2 separate regions of the Homo sapiens genome follow, and region 2 is linked to region 1. A link is an interaction called in ENCODE POLR2A ChIA-PET data of the cell type or tissue named here. Cell type or tissue: GM12878. All regions are shown on one strand.

Region 1 (4,000 bases):
GGCTGCCCATTTGTGTTCTGATCATTTGAGTGAAAAAAAGGTACCTGTCAAGCAAGCTCCTGGACACCACAAGAAGGAGGAATTATTTTAAAAGCTGTACTCTTAAATTGTTAGTATCTTTAAAATCAGTTGTGAACAATGAAGGATTTGAAAGAGCATTGACTTTGCCACTTAAAAGTATTTCTAAAATACTTTGTGCTTCCCCCTTGCATTCTGAATTTATACACTTTTCCTCCTGCTGTTCTCAGACCCAGTGGAAAGAAAATCTCAAGGAAGAAGGCTGAGTTTATTCTCTCAGGGCTCTGTTGGGTCTACCTCATCTGAGGTGGCTTATTCTTCATAGGAAATTAATTTTTCTTCTCAAGTATGCACTTAAATATAATTACTGCTTCCTTGGTCCTCTAGCAGATTTCTCACTTTTATTTATTTTTTTTTTTGAGACAGAGTCTTGATCTTTTTTCATCTAGGCTGGAGTGCAATGGTTTGATCTCAGTTCACTGCAACCTCTGCCTCCTGGGTTCAAGCAATTCTCATGCCTCTGCCTCTCGGGCAGCTGGAATTACAGGCATGCGCCATGACGCCTGGCTAATTTTTGCATTTTTAGTAGAGACGGGTTTTCACCATGTTGCCCCGGTTGCTCTCAAACTCCTGACCTCAGGTGATCCACCCACCTCAGCCTCCCAAAGTGCTGGGATTACAGGTGTGAGTCACCCCGCACAGCCTGAAATGAGGCATCTCTATCTATAGTCCAGCAGCCCTACAGGAGGCAGGAGGGGAGCAAGAATAAGAAAGGAAATTTGTAAAAGGCACTTAGGAGTGAGCAGAAAGGAAATAGGACCAGCTTTTACCTGCCCAGTCCTGGCCAGTGACAAGCAGTCTGCTTGAGTCTGTGCTAAATAAACAAAGGAAGTTCCATTTAGAGCTCTACAGAGGGGAAGCCATAGAAATTAACAGGATGAAAATACAAGAGACAGGAACACAGATGAATAAATGTAATAAAATTTGAGAAATAATCTTTACTTTTATCATCTCCATTTATGCTTTTTCATGATGTCCTGACGTTCCCTCTCCCCAAGTTTAGTTTTTTGTTTTTGTGGGTTTTTTTGGCATTATTTGATCTGACGAGTGCTTCCAGAGGTTCTACTACATACACAACTTGCTTTTAACTGGTAATGGAAATAAACAGGAAGACAATTATCTAGTCACTGATGGCAGCTAAAAATTATTTTGCTACCAGAGTGCCCTCAGAAGTATACTCTTATCTAATGGATCGAGTTATTATGATAACTGTGGTAATTTGTTGTTATAAATAGCAGTAACATAGGAAGGTTTTGGTAACTTCTGACAAGAAATTTGATGTAGAGAGTTAATTTCGAGCACATTAAAATGACTGTCCCACTCATCTCTTCAGTGCTATTTAAAAGCCAGCCCAAGAAGCAAATACTTGAGAAATCAATAGTAGGGGCTTTAATTTTGAATATGATAGACATTAATTCATTTTAATGAGACCAGGTCAGATTGCCTCATCACTCTCAGATGGACTAGAACATTATATAGATACCAAGTTCAGTTCACATCTAAATATTTAAAGTCTACTATTAAAAGAGGTTTCCTGGCCGGGTGCAGTGACTCATGTCTGTAATCCCAGCACTTTGGGAGGCCGAGGCGGGAGGATCACCTGAGGTCAAGAGATTGATTGAGACCATCCTGGCCAACATGGTGAAACCCCGTCTCTACTAAAAATACAAAAATTAGCTGGGCATGGTGGTGTGCGCCTGTAGTCCCAGCTACTCGGGAGGCTGAGGCAGGAGAATTGCTTGAACCCGGGAGGCGGAGGTTGCAGTGAGCTGAGATTGCACCACTGTACTCCAGCCTGATGACAGAGCGAGATTCCATCTCAAAAATAAATAAATAAATAAGGTTTCTTGTGCTTTCTATGACTGCATCAGAACAGAGAATGTCAGTATCCAATAGGATGCCAGTGGAATTCCCTGACGATTCCATCCATGCGGCTCTGCTGGAGCAGGGTAGTGTCCTAGGCTGGGAGAATGGGATGGAGCCTCCACCTCATGAAGTAGCTTCCTTTGGAGGTGGCTATGGCAGGTCTTCGGAGAGGTAAGTCCCTCACTCAGACTTGTTGCTTGAGATGTACTATATTACTGATTCTTTGAAAATAAATCATTCTTATATTTTATTCCTCTTTACAATGACCTTGCTCTAGAATCCCAAGTTGCTTTTTTTTCTATCCTGTGTTCCATGGCTGAGCAGTCTATTGCTATTAAGTTGTTGTACGTATATATTTTTCTATGCATATATACTCATTTTTTGTTTTTCTATACATATATACTTATTCTCTAGGAACTCTTTCGTAACATGTTTTTTTCACCTGACAGAAAATGAAAAATTTTCCCTGTTCTTACAGTCACTTCTTCCTCATGTATTCTTTTTTGTGTGTGTGTTTGAGATGGAGTTTCGCTCTTCTCGCCCAGGCTGGAGTGCAGTGGCGCGATCTCGGCTCACTGCAACCTCCGCCTCCCTGGTTCAAGCAATTCTCCTGCTTCAGCCTCCTGAGTAGCTGGGATTACAGGCATGTGCCACTATGCCCGGCTAATTTTGTATTTTTAGTAGAGACAGGGTTTCTCCATGTTGGTCAGGCTAGTCTCGAACTCCAGACCTCAGGTGATCCGCCCACCTCGACCTCCCAAAGTGCTGGGATTACAGGCATGAGCCACTGCACTCGGCCTCATGTATTCTAATAATTAATAATGTAAATTCATAAAAAGGGGCAGCCAGCTTAAACTACAGCATTGCTGGACACCATAAAATAGTATTTGCATAGCTGTATACTCACAAACTGCTACTCAAGGCTTGCTTTGTTCAGAAGGAAATCTGTGTTCACAGAAGCTGAACCCTGATAATAGCTGTTGGCTCAAATTAAGGGTCACGTCCTTTGGCACTTAGCGCTATTCTGGCAGGAGTGGTCAAATCCTTGATGTAATGGGTCTTTTCTAAGTCAGGCCCTCTGATCTCCAACTCCTAAAGAAATAAACTCTGGTCAGGCCATGTTTTTGAAGAGAACGTCTAAGGAACAATTGCTGCTTTACACAGATAAAGAGCTTTTTACTGCTTAAAGCAAATCATGTAACTCTTTGTTCATCAACACACCAAGGGAAGTTTCTGTGAGGAAATCAGTATTGAATAGTTTGTACTTTATACATGTTATAAGAATGTACTTTTCGGGCCGGGCGTGGTGGCTCACGCCTGTAATCCCAGCACTTTGGGAGGCCGAGGCGGGCGGATCACGAGGTCAGGAGATCGAGACCATCCTGGCTAACACGGTGAAACCCCGTCTCTACTAAAAACACAAAAAAATTAGCCAGGCGTGGTGGCAGGTGCCTGTAATCCCAGCTACTCGGGAGGCTGAGGCAGGAGAATGGCGTGAACCAGGGAGGCGGAGCTTGCAGTGAGCCGAGATCGCGCCACTACACTCCAGCTCCAGCCTGGGCGACAGAGCAAGACTCCGTCTCAAAAAAAAAAAAAAGAATGTATTTTTCGGCCTGGCGCAATGGCTCACGCCTGTAATCCCAGCACTTTGGGAGGCCGAGGCAGGTGGATCACCTGAGGTCAGGAGTTCGAGACCAGGCTGGCCAACATGGCAAAACCCTGTCTCTACTAAAAATACAACAACAACAAAAATGTATTTTTCTTCCACTCCCATTGCCAGTATCACCAGAGATTCCAACTCCATCCACATTTTGGTCTCATTGTTTCTTTTTTTTTTTTTTTTCTTTTTCTTGAGATGGAGTCTCACTCTATCACCCAGGCTGGAGCTCAGTGGCGTCAATTTGGCTCACTGCAACCTCCACCTCCCGGATTCAAGTGATTCTCATGCCTCAGCCTCCCAAGTAGCTGGGATTACAGGCACGTGCCACCATGCCCACCTAATTTTTGTATGTTTAGTAGAGACAGGGTTTCGTCATGTTGGCCAAGCTGGTCTTAA
Region 2 (4,000 bases), 200 kb after region 1:
GCCTGAGTTTTCTCTTCCTCAGTAAACTGTAAGGAACTCTCCATAAGGCTGTAGAGAAGGGGTCTTTTACTGCAAAGAACACTCAGCAGAATTCAGGGGTTCAATGCTCCCAGTTTCATCGGGGTCTTCTCACATGTTCCCATTTCAATTATTCATTTTGGAAAAGATGAAAATTACTTGACATAACCTGTTTATCACGGAAAGTGTGAGAAAATTTGTCCTCAGTCACTGTCAACATGAATACAAATTACAACATTTCTGGAGAGATGTATGGCAATATTTATCGTAATCTTAAATTGGAGTAATCTCTGATTCAGTAATACTTTCAGGAATAGTGTCCTAAATTTTCCCAATAATTTATAATAGCAAAATAAAAATGGAAATGTCTCAAATGTCCACCAATAGAAGCTTAGATGGGGGAAAAAAGGTACATCTATACATTGTATACTATCAACAATTAAAAATGGGTAAGTAGATCTCATCTATTGATATGGGAAAATATTTAAAGTGTTGTCTAGTGAAAAATGACGATAGTTTAAAAAGGATAAAGTCTTGTGTGTGCATGTGTATGTGCTTTGAGAGATTCTGAAAGGAGCAGTGGTTTACCCTAGGTGCTGGGAGTTCTAGTACATTATACTTCATTCTTTATATTTTATATATTATATTCATATTTTTCTGTCCTACCAGAATGTATCATTATTAGAATCAGAAAAAAACTATTTTCACTAAAAATTTAATTGCAGCCATCACTAAAGAAAATCTCAGGCTAGGCGTGGTGGCTCATGCCTGTAATCCCAGCACTTTGGGAGGCCAAGGCAGGTGGATCACTGGAGCCCAGGAGTTCAGGCCCAGCCTGGACAACATAGTGAGACTCTGCCTCTACAAAAAATAAAAAAATTAGCTTGGCATGGTGGCATATGCCTGTGGTCCTGGCTACTCAGGAGGCTGAGGTGGTAGGATCACTTGAGCCTGGGAGATCAGTGCTACAGTGAGCCGTGAGTGCACCACTGCACTCCAGCCTGGGCAATACAGTGAGAGCCTGTTTCTCACACACAAAGATAAAATCTCAAAGATTATTCACAGTATACTCCTTAATATACAATGCAGACGCAAGATAACAGTTAATGCCATCTTTTGGTCACCTAAATAGTGACTAAACGAATTTTGTACGTGTTCGAACATTTCTTCCTGTGTTACTATAATTACATGCCCATATAATATAGAATGTCTTACCCTGCAGTACCCCACTGAAGAGTTTTATTACCATGAAGTGACATGATGTAATATAGTAGTCAGTTCTAGGTCTCTCTGGCTGGGAAATCTTAGGCAAGTTACTTGGCCTCTCTGAATCTCAGCTTCCTCATTTGTAAAAACAGTATCTGTACTACCCAATTCACAGAGTTGTAAGGATCAAATGAGATGTATGTGACAACATTGTCTAAACTCTAAAATGCAGGTGCAGTTCTATTATTCGCATCATGTTTATTAAAATAAGTAAAACTACCATTAACAATTAACGCTACAGGGGGATGAAATGTGCTCTAAGATAGGTCCAACATATATAAACAAGCTATGTGGCTGAGATCATCTTTCCTTTGCTACGACTAAACAAATAGCTTTATATAGTATGCCAGGCTGAAATGTTCTAAAGTGCCAGCTCGTTTCTTTTTTAAGAAACCACTAACTAATATACTAGTAAACCGGCAGCTCCTCTAAAAAATAGTGTTACCTTTCTGCAGGAACATCCGATTTTTCTCTTTCTGAAACTTCCAGGCTGGGCATGGTTGGCTCATTTCTGTAATCCGAGCACTTTGAGCCCAGGAGTTTGAGACCAGCCCGGGCAACGTAGTGAGACCCTGTCTCTACAAAAATAAAAACAAAAACAACAACAACAACAAAAAATTCCAGAAGCTCTTTTCCTTTTTTCCATCAATTCCTGCCACTGCTCAAGTGCTCAGGTCCAAAGTGCACCATATCAATATATAGTCGTGCGCTGCACTGCATAATGACGTTTCAGTTAACAATGGGCCACATATACAATGGTGGTCCCATAAGATTATAATGGAGCTGAAAAATTCCTATCTTGTGACATCATCACTATTGTAACATCTAGCACAATGTATTACTCATGTGTTTGCGGTGATGCTGGTGTAAACCAACCTACTGCACTGACAGTAGTATAAAAGTACGGCACATGCAATTATGTATAGTACATAATATCTGATAATGATAATAAATGACTATGCCACTGGTTTATGTATACCATCTAAGTTTGTGTAAGTACACTCTATGATGTTTGAACAATGACAAAATCACCTAAGGACACATTTCTCAGAATGTATCCCTGTCGTTAAGTGATGTATGACTGTACCAGTGTCACTTTCAAGACAGAATGAGAACTGAAACTTTTGTCTTTTTACCCCAGTTGACTTATCTCTAGTTGGTAAAGTTATTACCAGAACCATGAGTTGCATTTTTTTTTTTTTTTAAGACAGAGTCTCACTCTGTCCCCCAGGCTGGAGTGCAGTGGTGTGATCTCGGCTCACTGCAACCTCTGCCTCCTAGGTTCAAGTGATTATCCTGCCTCAGCCTCCCGAGTAGCTGGGATTACAGGCATACACCACCACGCCTGGCAAATGTTTGTTACCATGTTGGCCAGGCTGGTCTTGAACTCTTGACCTCAAGTAATCCACCACCTCAGCCTCCCAAAGTGCTGGGATTACAGGTGTGAGCCACCGCGCCCAGCCGTGATTTGCTTTTTAATGTTATAATTATGTATTTTCATTTGTAAGAACTGCAGATCCAAATGTGAACAAACTGATTTTAAAGTAATTATGGCCATAGCTATGCTTCCTATTACATATCTTTTGCTGAAGTAACCAGGAGGTAGGGCTGATATGGATGATAGTTTAGCCCATGTGGATGAAATATTAAATGCCTTTATAGGAGCTGGTTTAAGATTCTGAGTTTTACATAAGAATAAGTGAGGCTGTACAGAATGTAATCTTGTTTCAGAAATAGCATCTTGTGAAATTACTGTTATTAGATATTGTTATTAGATATTCAACAGTGTCAGTCTCATTTGAATTGGGATAAGGCAAGAGCATAGGGATAAGGTAAGGTCAGATAATTGCTTTTCTGGTACTAAAGTCATATTCTAAATCAATAATTATAGTTTGCCTTTCAGTGAACTAAGGCTTCGGATTACAAGTTGATTTTTCTTTTGTGGGGATGAGGAAGATAGGTACTATCACATTTAAAATGATATCAAGCCTAGAACTTTGGAGAAAGTGAAATGGGGAGAATAATCTTTAAATCTAGAATGAGAATCAAATTTTAGACTCTGACATTCTTTCTACTGAAAATTATAGAATCACATTTTGATAGTTTGAACCAAATAAAACACAAAAGCAATTGCTAACTGTTGATAGGTAAAGGAAAAGAATGTGATTCAATCCACTAGGAAGATTTTGATCCAAAAATGAAACAGTTTTTTTCTCCCCTGCTAGTCAGGCAGAAATCTAATTACTCTTGTTTGATCTACTATGGAGAGGTAAATGTGAGAGGTATAGATTATGGACAGTTTTATGGATTTTAATCTTAGAAATCAACAAGTGAAGGTTTTACACTTGCACATAGTTACTTAACTGGTGTTAAGAATAAAACCTAATCAATAATTTTTGTTTTACTGTGATTTGCTCTAGTTCCAATTATGATGTTGGCTATTTCATAGTCCCTTTGTTTATATGAATGCTTTAAAGATAATCTCTCTCTAGTTGAGTTTAACGTGGGACTAGTTTTCATTTCATACAATGTCTCAGAAACAAAACCAGAATAAAGGAAACTTAATAAAGACAAGTTCTAGGAAAATTGGGAACATAAAGAGAGATGAACTGAAATGAGTCTCTTTTCCTTTAAGTTGTGTCAATCCTCATTACTGTTTTGAATAGTTCAATCCAACAAAGCATGAGAATGAGATGGACCATATGTACATGACAGG

The links. Peaks named below come from ENCODE experiments on the same cell type or tissue, not always from the same donor. Only the 100,000 strongest peaks of a DNase experiment are listed, where the experiment ranks them.
Region 2: POLR2A ChIA-PET joins it to region 1 with 7 read pairs; 3 of 35 experiments call an interaction of 5 or more read pairs at or near these places.

What each region holds. Positions count from the first base shown.
Region 1 is chr14:35,276,604-35,280,603 of GRCh38, forward strand. PRORP (protein only RNase P catalytic subunit) reads left to right here. Exons shown (of 8, transcript NM_014672.4): 8 at 1-1,019. PRORP-PSMA6 (PRORP-PSMA6 readthrough) reads left to right here. Exons shown (of 15, transcript NR_182666.1): 9 at 1,950-2,115. It also overlaps a transcript of PSMA6 not described here. Among named protein-coding and RNA genes, the nearest start is that of PSMA6, 14 kb to the right of the region's middle. In GM12878, no CTCF peak of the experiment used is centred here; no DNase peak of the experiment used is centred here.
Region 2 is chr14:35,478,211-35,482,210 of GRCh38, forward strand. The region is part of intron 1 of LOC107984681 (a long non-coding RNA gene); the gene reads left to right. It overlaps LOC105370450 (a long non-coding RNA gene), which reads right to left. Exons shown (of 3, transcript XR_943749.3): 2 at 1-187. Among named protein-coding and RNA genes, the nearest start is that of INSM2, 54 kb to the right of the region's middle. In GM12878, no CTCF peak of the experiment used is centred here; a DNase peak (open chromatin) is centred at 2,381.